Linked DNA regions of Homo sapiens: regions 1 and 3 are each linked to region 2. Evidence: chromatin contacts called from ENCODE Hi-C or POLR2A ChIA-PET data. All regions are on one chromosome and are shown on one strand. Each heading gives the region's core, a stretch centred on a gene start or an enhancer-like site at or near the end of the contact. The rest is flanking DNA. Distances are from core to core; before and after follow the strand shown.

Region 1 (2,700 bases), core at 172-2,671, 500 kb before region 2:
GCCAGCAGGTCCAACTAACGAGCTATGAGATGCCCAAGGTGGATGAGGACCTGGGCTCCTAAAGTCCCACAGCCCATTGTGTCCAGAGAGATGCTGCCCTGGGGACCCGACACAATGGCACCTTGGTTGCAGCCGTCCGGGCTGGCAGCTCACAGAGGCACAGTGGGGTTTTCTCATTTCAAATGCCTGGCCCCTTTCCAGAGGCACTTAGAATGGCCAGCTGATGGGCGTGCTACTTTTGCTTTGGAAAATGCGTCCACGAATATACTTCTCTCCCTAGGGACTGGGAAGGAGGAAGAATTGTGCAGCAGGGAGAGGTGAAGGCCCCACTGGAGAGAAGGGGAGCCCCTTGTCCTGCCTGCAGCAGCTGCCAATGGAAAGAAAGAAGAGTTGGGAGTCTAAGCTGGAGGTTGCGGGGCCAATTCCCTTTTGGCAGGCGAGAATCCGGACTCGGGCGGATTTCAGGCTTCAGTGTTTGTAGGAGGAAACACAGCAATCACACTATTAATAGTAAATTAAAATAAATGGGCAACTGCTGCATGGTAATACTTTTTTTTTTAAGGCAAAAAATAAAAAATAGTGAAACAGAGAAACAAAACATGAAACACCGGCAGTCAACAGGCAGGCAAAGAACCTGGGGGTGGGGGTAGCAGCGGTCCCACCCTCAAAAGGCCCGGGCTGCCCAGACCAAGAGAAAGCGATGAATCTCTTCTGGTAACGTCCCTTCCTGTCGCATGGATTCAAGGCCGACCTGCCCCAGCACCACCACCAGCAGCCTTCTGCTGGGGCCGGCACAGCTGGGAGCAACCTCCTACTCTCAGGCAGACGCGCAGCACCAAGCAGAGAGGCCCGGTGCAGGATCCCAGCGCCGAACCAGCGCCGGCTCAGTGGACGCGGAAGGGGCCGGCGGCCGCGGCCGGTCCCATCCCCCACTGCAGACCCCCAGCCTGTGGCGGTGGTCCAGTTCCGCCAGGAAACCGCCGCCTGGAGCTGTGGGTCGCGCACATTAACGCATCCAGCGGAAAAATGAAGGAGACCCAAATTCAAAGTTAAAGTAATGGTGACCCGAGAGGTGCCTTGATGAGAAGGTTTGGGGTCCCGGTTACTGATGGTTATCATTCTTACGAGATGCTGGTCACCTACGAAGGGAGAAAGGCACGAGGAGCGCCTGACCAAAGTGGTTTTGCCCTGCTTCCCGCAAGAGGTGGCACCCACGGCTGGAACGCAGGAGTCAGACCCACAGTCCCCAGCTCTGGACGCCCGCAGCGGGGCCTCGAAGAGGTTCAGGGCGGTGCCCGCGGCGCTCGGGCCGGGTCTCCCGGGGCGTGGGGCGGGGGGCGGGGTTGGGCGGCGGCCGGGGCTCCTCCCTCTTCTGCCCCGGGCTCCCCTGCTCTTAACCCGCGCGCGGGGGCGCCCAGGCCACTGGGCTCCGCGGAGCCAGCGAGAGGTCTGCGCGGAGTCTGAGCGGCGCTCGTCCCGTCCCAAGGCCGACGCCAGCACGCCGTCATGGCCCCCGCAGCGGCGACGGGGGGCAGCACCCTGCCCAGTGGCTTCTCGGTCTTCACCACCTTGCCCGACTTGCTCTTCATCTTTGAGTTTGTGAGTGGCTCCTGGCCGGGGAAGGGACGGGGTGGGCTGAGCCGTGCGCTCTCTCGGGCGCCCAGCACAGCTGTCGGACGGGATCCGCTAGCTGCGCAGGTTCTGGGAGCATCGGGGCAGCAGGCGCAGGGCGGGGACTAAGCCAGGGAAGTCCCCTCCCACCTCCGGTCCTTTGTGCCCTTCTAGACCAACAGAATGAGGGGAACAGTCTACAGGACTATGGAGGAAAAACTGGGTTCCCAACTGGGGTCAGATGTAGGCAGCGGGGCAGGGGGGGACGGCTCTTGGTTCGCTGGTCCCAAAGCTGCGCGCGGGGCCCACTTGACGCGCGCAGCGCCACCGAAGCTCCCGCCGCGCTTTGCGCGGTTGGGTAGAAGTGCGCAGCTTTTACAAGGGAGAAGGTTTCGTTAAAAAAGAAAAAAAAATCAGCAAGAGAAACATTAGTATTACCAACCGAGATTTGGAGATGAGAGGGAGCTGAATCCGGTTTATTTTCTTCTGGCCTTTTAAAGTTTCTGGCGAGGGAACGTATTTGCGACCAATTCGATCTGGAAATGAGGCCATCGTTTGCTTGGCCGCAGTCCTTCTGCCCCGTGTGCGGGGTGGGGGTGGAGGAGATGGGGGGTGGGGGGTGGGGGGTGGCGGCGAGAGCGATCCGCGCGCCTCGACTGACCTTGGGCAGGCCCGGGGCCTCTGCACCTGCGGTCGGTCCCGCCTTGCACGCACGGTCTCTGCCTGAGGCTGCAGGAAAGCGCTTCCTACTGAGAACTCCTGATAAGCGCTCACGGTGTCGCGAAGCCGAAGTGACCTCCCTCAGCCTCAACTCCCCGGGGGCCGCTGGCCTTCACCTGGGAGGGGTGTGCCCTGTATGTCCTGTGGGTGCGGTCCGTCACCGCCTGAGGGACACCTTTTCCGGCACCCCACCCTCAGAAGTGTCAGCGTGGAGAGTTGGGCGGGAAAGAAAATGTCGGAGCCTGGCTGTTTAAAAATTGGACCCCAGGTTGTTATTGCCTGATTGGAGGGGGAGGGTGTGAATACCAAAGGGAGCAGGTCAGTTCATCCAAAGAGGGCTTGCGGGCAGAGGCTAAGAGGGCTGCGGCG
Region 2 (2,700 bases), core at 142-2,641:
GACCCGGCCGCAGGGTGGCTGGGAGCGCTGCATGACCCCGCCACCGCCGTCCCCACTCCTAGGCGCACAGGTCGAGGAGGACCGCGCTGACTACAAAGAGTTCCAGGGCCCCACACCTGCAGCATAGCCTGGGACGACTCTGTACCCTTTCCAGGACGAGGAGGAGCACGGCGTCGAGGGCTTGGAGAGCGTCCCGGAGGAGGGCGTCCAGGAGGCATGGGGCTGCTGCGGACGCTGGTGCGGCGAGGGGTGAGCGTTGAGAAGGCGCAGGAGACTGACCACAATGGCTGGACCAGCCTTAATGTCGCCTGCTACCACGGCTTTGTGGATATACCGTGGTGGCCTTAGCTGAGTAACCCCACACTGACGTCAACTGGCAGGACAGGGAGGGGAACGCAGCCCTAAATACAGCTGCACAGGCAGGAGCTGCCTCTGGCCCCATGGGCACCGTTGCCTTGGACACTGGCTCTCAGCCTTGTGCTTCCTGGTCAGCATCACGTGGGCTGGTTCATTTGAGCTTTAACACAGATCTGGTGGAAACACAGGCTGCCAGGCCCTGCCCCTGGAGTCTTTCTTTGAATAGGCCTGGGGTGGGGCCCAAGAATGAGCAGAAGAACAGGTTTCCTGGTGAGGCTGATGCCGCTGGCCCAGGGTTCTCACGTTGAGGACCGAGAGCTTTGAGGTTTTCATACCTGATGATGTCCAGGAACCCTTCTCAGTAGGCACTGAAGACCATCAGCAGAATCACAGACCCCAGGAGAGATGTCGTCAGACAGACACAGAGGCATCACCGAATTAAAGTGAAAATGAAGAAAGGAGCTGAGCATCTGTTTCATGACTTTCGTGGCTGTTTTACTAAAGAGGCTATCCTGGCCCAGTCAGGGCACGCTATCATCACCAACTACTTGTTGAACTACGTTCAGGGTCTTGATCTTGAAGGAGGGACGCGTTCGGGTTGAAAGCCGCCATGCAGGGTCGAACGGATCGCATCGGAGCCCTGAGCTAGCAGGGGCGGGTGTCCACGCGAGGGCCCCCGCCGTGGGATGTCGCCAGAGGAGTGGCCACTTATACGTCCGCCTCATGCAGAGGCTCCTGGAGCGCCCCTGCCGGGAGCTGTTGGGGAAAAAGTACCAGCTTGAGCTGCCGCCGCTCCCCGAGAGGCCGCAAAAGCCCGAGGGCTCCAAGAACTGCCTGCAGAGGCTCAGGGACTGCGAGCTGTCCGCGCTGACGCCGCGCTCCATGCGGGGCCCAGAGGACCGGGGCGCCCTGGACCACATGGTCAGGATGACCACGAGCCTCTAACAGCCCCGCCGGGGCCCTCGCGTGCCAGACTATGTGCCCCGAGAGCACCTTGTGCTGGGGGAAGAGGCGGCTGGCGGTGCAGGAAATCCTGGCGGCGCAGGAAATTCCGGCGGCGCGGCGAGGGGTGGGGGGAGGCAGGCGCAGGAGGCGGGCGAAGAGGAGGGCGCAGAGTAGCATAAGCCGCTCGGCCTAGCGGCCGCTGGCTCCACAAAGGCCTCCCCAAGAGCCGGCCTCCCACCTGCCCGGCTGCCGGGGTCCTGGGGCTCCGCCGCCCCCGCCCCGCGGACGGCCAGCCTCCTGCCCCTGCAGTGCCTGCAGCAGAGCAGCTTGGGGCCCAGCGTGGTGGTGCCCAGGTCCGCCTCAGCAAGGTGCCCGCGCCCACCTTCCAACCCAAAAGGCCGGCGCGGAAGGGCAGCATAAAGGCAGCGGCCACCTGCGGATACCCAAGTGGCCTTACAAGGTGGCCAAGGAGGAGAAACGGGAGGCGGAGGAGGCCGAGAAGAGGCGCCAGGCCAAGGTGCAGGAGAAGCGCCCGCCGCCCTGGAAGAAGAGGACGTGAGAGTCCGCGGGTGCTTGGCACGGGGTTTGAGGGCTGGGTGAGGCCGCGGGGCTGGGCACCATGGCAGCTCTCGGGACCACCGGGCAGCGCGCGTTTCCACGCTGTCTCTCTAGGATGCTCCCAGAAAGGGGCTGGGGGAGCCACATCGATTCGCTTCACACCAGCCACCCTAGCAATCAGTACACCTAGGGGGCATGTTCCCTAAAAGGCTCCCTTTAGAGAACCTCAATTAAGATTTTTTTAAAGATTAATTTATTAGGCCAGGCGCGGTGGCTCACGCCTGTAATCCCAGCACTTTGGGAGGCCGAGGCGGGCGGATCACCTGAGGTTAGGAGTTTGAGACTAGCCTGACCAACATGGAGAAACCCCATCTCTACTAAAAATACAAAATTAGCCGGGCGTGGTGGCACATGCCTGTAATCCCAACTACTCGGGAGGCTGAGGCAGGAGAATCGCTTGAACCCTGGAGGCAGAGGTGGCAGGGAGCCAAGATGGCGCCATTGCACTTCAGCCTAGGCAACAAGAGCCAAACTCCGTCTCAATTAAAAAAAAATCAATTTATTAAAGGATATTTTCTGTGTAATTTTGTATTTTTAATTGTTGTCCAATTTGCCAAGTTTTACAAGTGATAGGGTCCCTTGTATCCAAGGAAGTTTTTATACACTTACCTGAAGACCTTTTATTTAAAACACTGTTTCCAGCAATAAATATTTATGATATCTGTAGGACTTTACACAGAAATCATGGGATTCTCTCCTTTTTGGGCTGTTTGCTTTGGTCTTCTCATCATGGGTGGATGTTTTTATTAATTAGATTAAGTGATGCCGGATATTTCTATT
Region 3 (2,711 bases), core at 19-2,518, 370 kb before region 2:
AGGTGGATGACAAGGCTCCAAATGGCCCTATCGTCCTCTGATCCCTGGCCAAGGGCCACTCCCTCTTGGGTTTGCTTGCCCTCTCCCTGCCGCAGCAGGAAGAGATCAGATCCTCTTCTGCTCTCCTCTGGCCATTGGGACAATTTTCCATGGCCATCCCCTCCACCTCCGCCACGGTCATCTAGAGACCCCTGCCAGACCCAGGAGACTGCGGCTTCAGCCTTCTGGGTCTGGAAGGTTAGATGTCGCCACACGGAAGGCAGATGAAGTACAGCCTCACCCTTCAGTGGGATTCCCCGGCCTCTTCCTGGGGTCCTCCTGATATCGGGCTCGGTACTAGCTCCCCAAGAGGGCTCCTGGCCCTCTGCACGCTCCAGAGCCAAACCTGATGCTGTGGAGTCCATAGCTGGGGCTAAGGAGCGGCGTCCTTTCACTAGGTCCAAATCTCTGTCTTTCGGCCACAGCCCTGTGGTCCTCCCGAGGGTTCAGGGAGCGGGACGCAGGCTGGGGCTGCCTGGGGGACACGGGGCATCCCCACTAGGCGCGGCGGGGCCAGCGGACCTGCAGGGCCCAGAGCAGGGCCGGCAAACCCCGGTGCGCCCAGCGCGGCGCACTGCTGCCCGGGGTCGTGCTCTTCCCTCGCCAAGTCCGGCCTCCTACCCCCGGCTCGGCTCCTCCTCAGGACCAGGCTCTGGAACCCAGCTCCCACGTGGATCCACACGCACAGTGGGCTCAGACTACCAGGAGACACGGCCACAGCCACGCCCGCGACGCGAGGGCCCAGCGCTCTTCAGCTGCCCGGAAACAGCAGGGATTCGGTGAGAGCCTCACAGGAGCAGGGACCGACTCTATCAGCCCGGTTCGCCCCGCTGTCCCTGCCTAGCTCCGGCCTGCACAGTCCCTAGCGGGGGGCACTCGGAGGGACACACCCAGCTCTGTAAGGGGCCGGGGCGCGGGCCCAGTACAGGTCTGCGCGCCCGCAGTCTCCGAACGCTCACAGGACCAGGCCCCGCCCGCCACCCCGCGCCAGCCCCCGCCCGCCACCCCGCGCCAGCCCCCGCCCGCCACCCCGCGCCAGCCCCCGCCCGCCACCCCGCGCCAGCCCCCGCGTCCGCCCCGCGCCAGCCCCCGCGTCCGCCCCGCGCCAGCCCCCGCGTCCGCCCCGCGCCAGCCCCGCCTCCCGAGGCCGTCCCGAGCTTGCGCAGACGCGGCCGCCGCCGGGGCCCTTCAGAGCCAGCGCCGGTGGCGGGGTGCTGGCGCGGCGAAGCTGGAGAGGCGGGGCTCGCGGGCGCCTGTAGGACCTCCGCTGGGAGGGGCCGTGCTCGCCGGCCACGCGCCGGTTTTCACTCCGCTCTCCCCCAAGGGCAGGGACCTACAAGCATTTCCCTTCTCGCGCGTGACTTTGGTAGCTGAGCCTCATATCTCTCTCGTTTTTTGGGGGGAGGGGGGAGACAGCCTCACTCTGTCGCCCAGGTGGGAGTGCAGGGGCGCGCTCTCGGCTCACCGCAACCTGTCTTCTGGGTACAAGTAATTCTCGTGTCTCAGCCTCCGTAGGAGCTGGGATTACAGGTTCCCGCCACCACGCCCAGCTAATTTGTTGTATTTTTAGTGGAGACGGGGTTTCACTATGTTAGCCACGCTGGTCTCGAATTCTGACCTCAGATGATCCTCCCGCCTCAGCCTCCCAAAGTGCTGTGATTACAGGTGTGAGCCACCGCCCCCAACCTGCATATCTCGATGTAAGGCTATTCAACAGAAGCCGCGTTCCTACCCTGGATCTGCTGAGTGAGGATTTCCAGGAGGCTCTCCTGGCGTGCCTAGGGGATACTGGGGACTCAGTGCTAGATACTGCTTCTACAGGCTGCCCCGTGCCTCTTGCCTTTCTCCATCTGCCCCTGAATTCAGCGAAGGGTGCTGAAGAACAAAAGAGGACTTTGAACGCCCTCCTACTCCAGAAACAAATATCATTTAGGACCCAAAAGAAATGGAAAAACGGCCTGCTATGGTCTGAATGTATGTGTCCCCCTCAAATTCATATGTTGAAACCTAACTCCCAAGGTGATAGTATTAAGAAGTGGAGCCTTTGGAAGACTCTGCCCTCATGAATGAGATTAGTGCCCTTTAAAAACAGCCCTTAGACCGGTCGTGGTGGCTCACATCTGTAATCCCAGCACTTTGGGAGGCCAAGGCGGGCGGATCACTTGAGGTCAGAAGTTTGAGACCAGCCTGGCCAACATGGTGAAACCCTGTCTCTACCAAAAATATATTTAAAAATTAGCTGGGCGTGGTGGTGCACGCCTGTAATCCTAGCTACTCAGGAGGCTGAGACAGGAGAATTGCTTGAACCCGGGAGGCAGAGGTTGTGAGCCAAGATCGTGCCACTGCACTCCAGCCTGGGCGACAGAGCAAGACTCCGTCTCAAAAAATAAATTAAATAAATAAATAAAAATAAAAACGGGCCTTAAGCCCCCTTTGCTCCTCCTGCCATGTGAGGACACAGAAGGTGCCATCTATGAGAAACGTACCCTCACCAGCCCCTGAACTGGCTGGCACGTTGATATTGCATTTCCCAGCATCCAGAACTGTGAACAACAAATTTGTGTTGTTTACAAATTCCCCAGTTTAAGACACTCTGTTATAGCAGCGCCAATGCCTAAGACACAGTCTGAGTATTAAAACGGTGGTTTTCTGGAGGCAGTCCTCAGCCAGAG

What was found. A loop is a pair of places that touch in the nucleus more often than their neighbours do. ChIA-PET counts read pairs that join two places held with the same protein, here RNA polymerase II (POLR2A). Pooled maps may share reads with other maps.
Region 1: a pooled map shows a loop between it and region 2 (2.6-fold over the local background). The contact joins the promoter of MAL here to the promoter of LINC03052 in region 2. A Hi-C loop is called at or near these places in 1 of 37 single-sample maps with no recorded cell type and 4 of 50 pooled maps. POLR2A ChIA-PET finds 5 or more read pairs at or near these places in 1 of 52 experiments (activated T-cell).
Region 3: a pooled map shows a loop between it and region 2 (3-fold over the local background). The contact joins the promoter of ZNF514 here to the promoter of LINC03052 in region 2. A Hi-C loop is called at or near these places in 3 of 37 single-sample maps with no recorded cell type and 6 of 50 pooled maps. POLR2A ChIA-PET finds 5 or more read pairs at or near these places in 2 of 52 experiments (PC-9 and endothelial cell of umbilical vein).

The regions. Positions count from the first base shown.
Region 1 is chr2:95,024,287-95,026,986 of GRCh38, forward strand. MAL (mal, T cell differentiation protein (MAL blood group)) reads left to right here and starts at 1,422. Exons shown (of 4, transcript NM_002371.4): 1 at 1,422-1,599. The coding sequence starts at 1,507. MAL-AS1 (MAL antisense RNA 1) reads right to left here. Exons shown (of 8, transcript XR_007087136.1): 1 at 2,273-2,700; 2 at 2,054-2,147. RefSeq lists a silencer at 1,322-1,451 and an enhancer at 1,806-2,529.
Region 2 is chr2:95,525,363-95,528,062 of GRCh38, forward strand. LINC03052 (long intergenic non-protein coding RNA 3052) reads right to left here and starts at 1,392. Exons shown (of 1, transcript NR_182300.1): 1 at 1-1,392. It also overlaps the pseudogene ANKRD33BP1. RefSeq lists a silencer at 1,372-1,661 and an enhancer at 1,802-1,931.
Region 3 is chr2:95,158,580-95,161,290 of GRCh38, forward strand. It overlaps ZNF514 (zinc finger protein 514), which reads right to left and starts at 1,269. Exons shown (of 5, transcript NM_032788.3): 1 at 661-1,269. RefSeq lists a silencer at 1,096-1,345.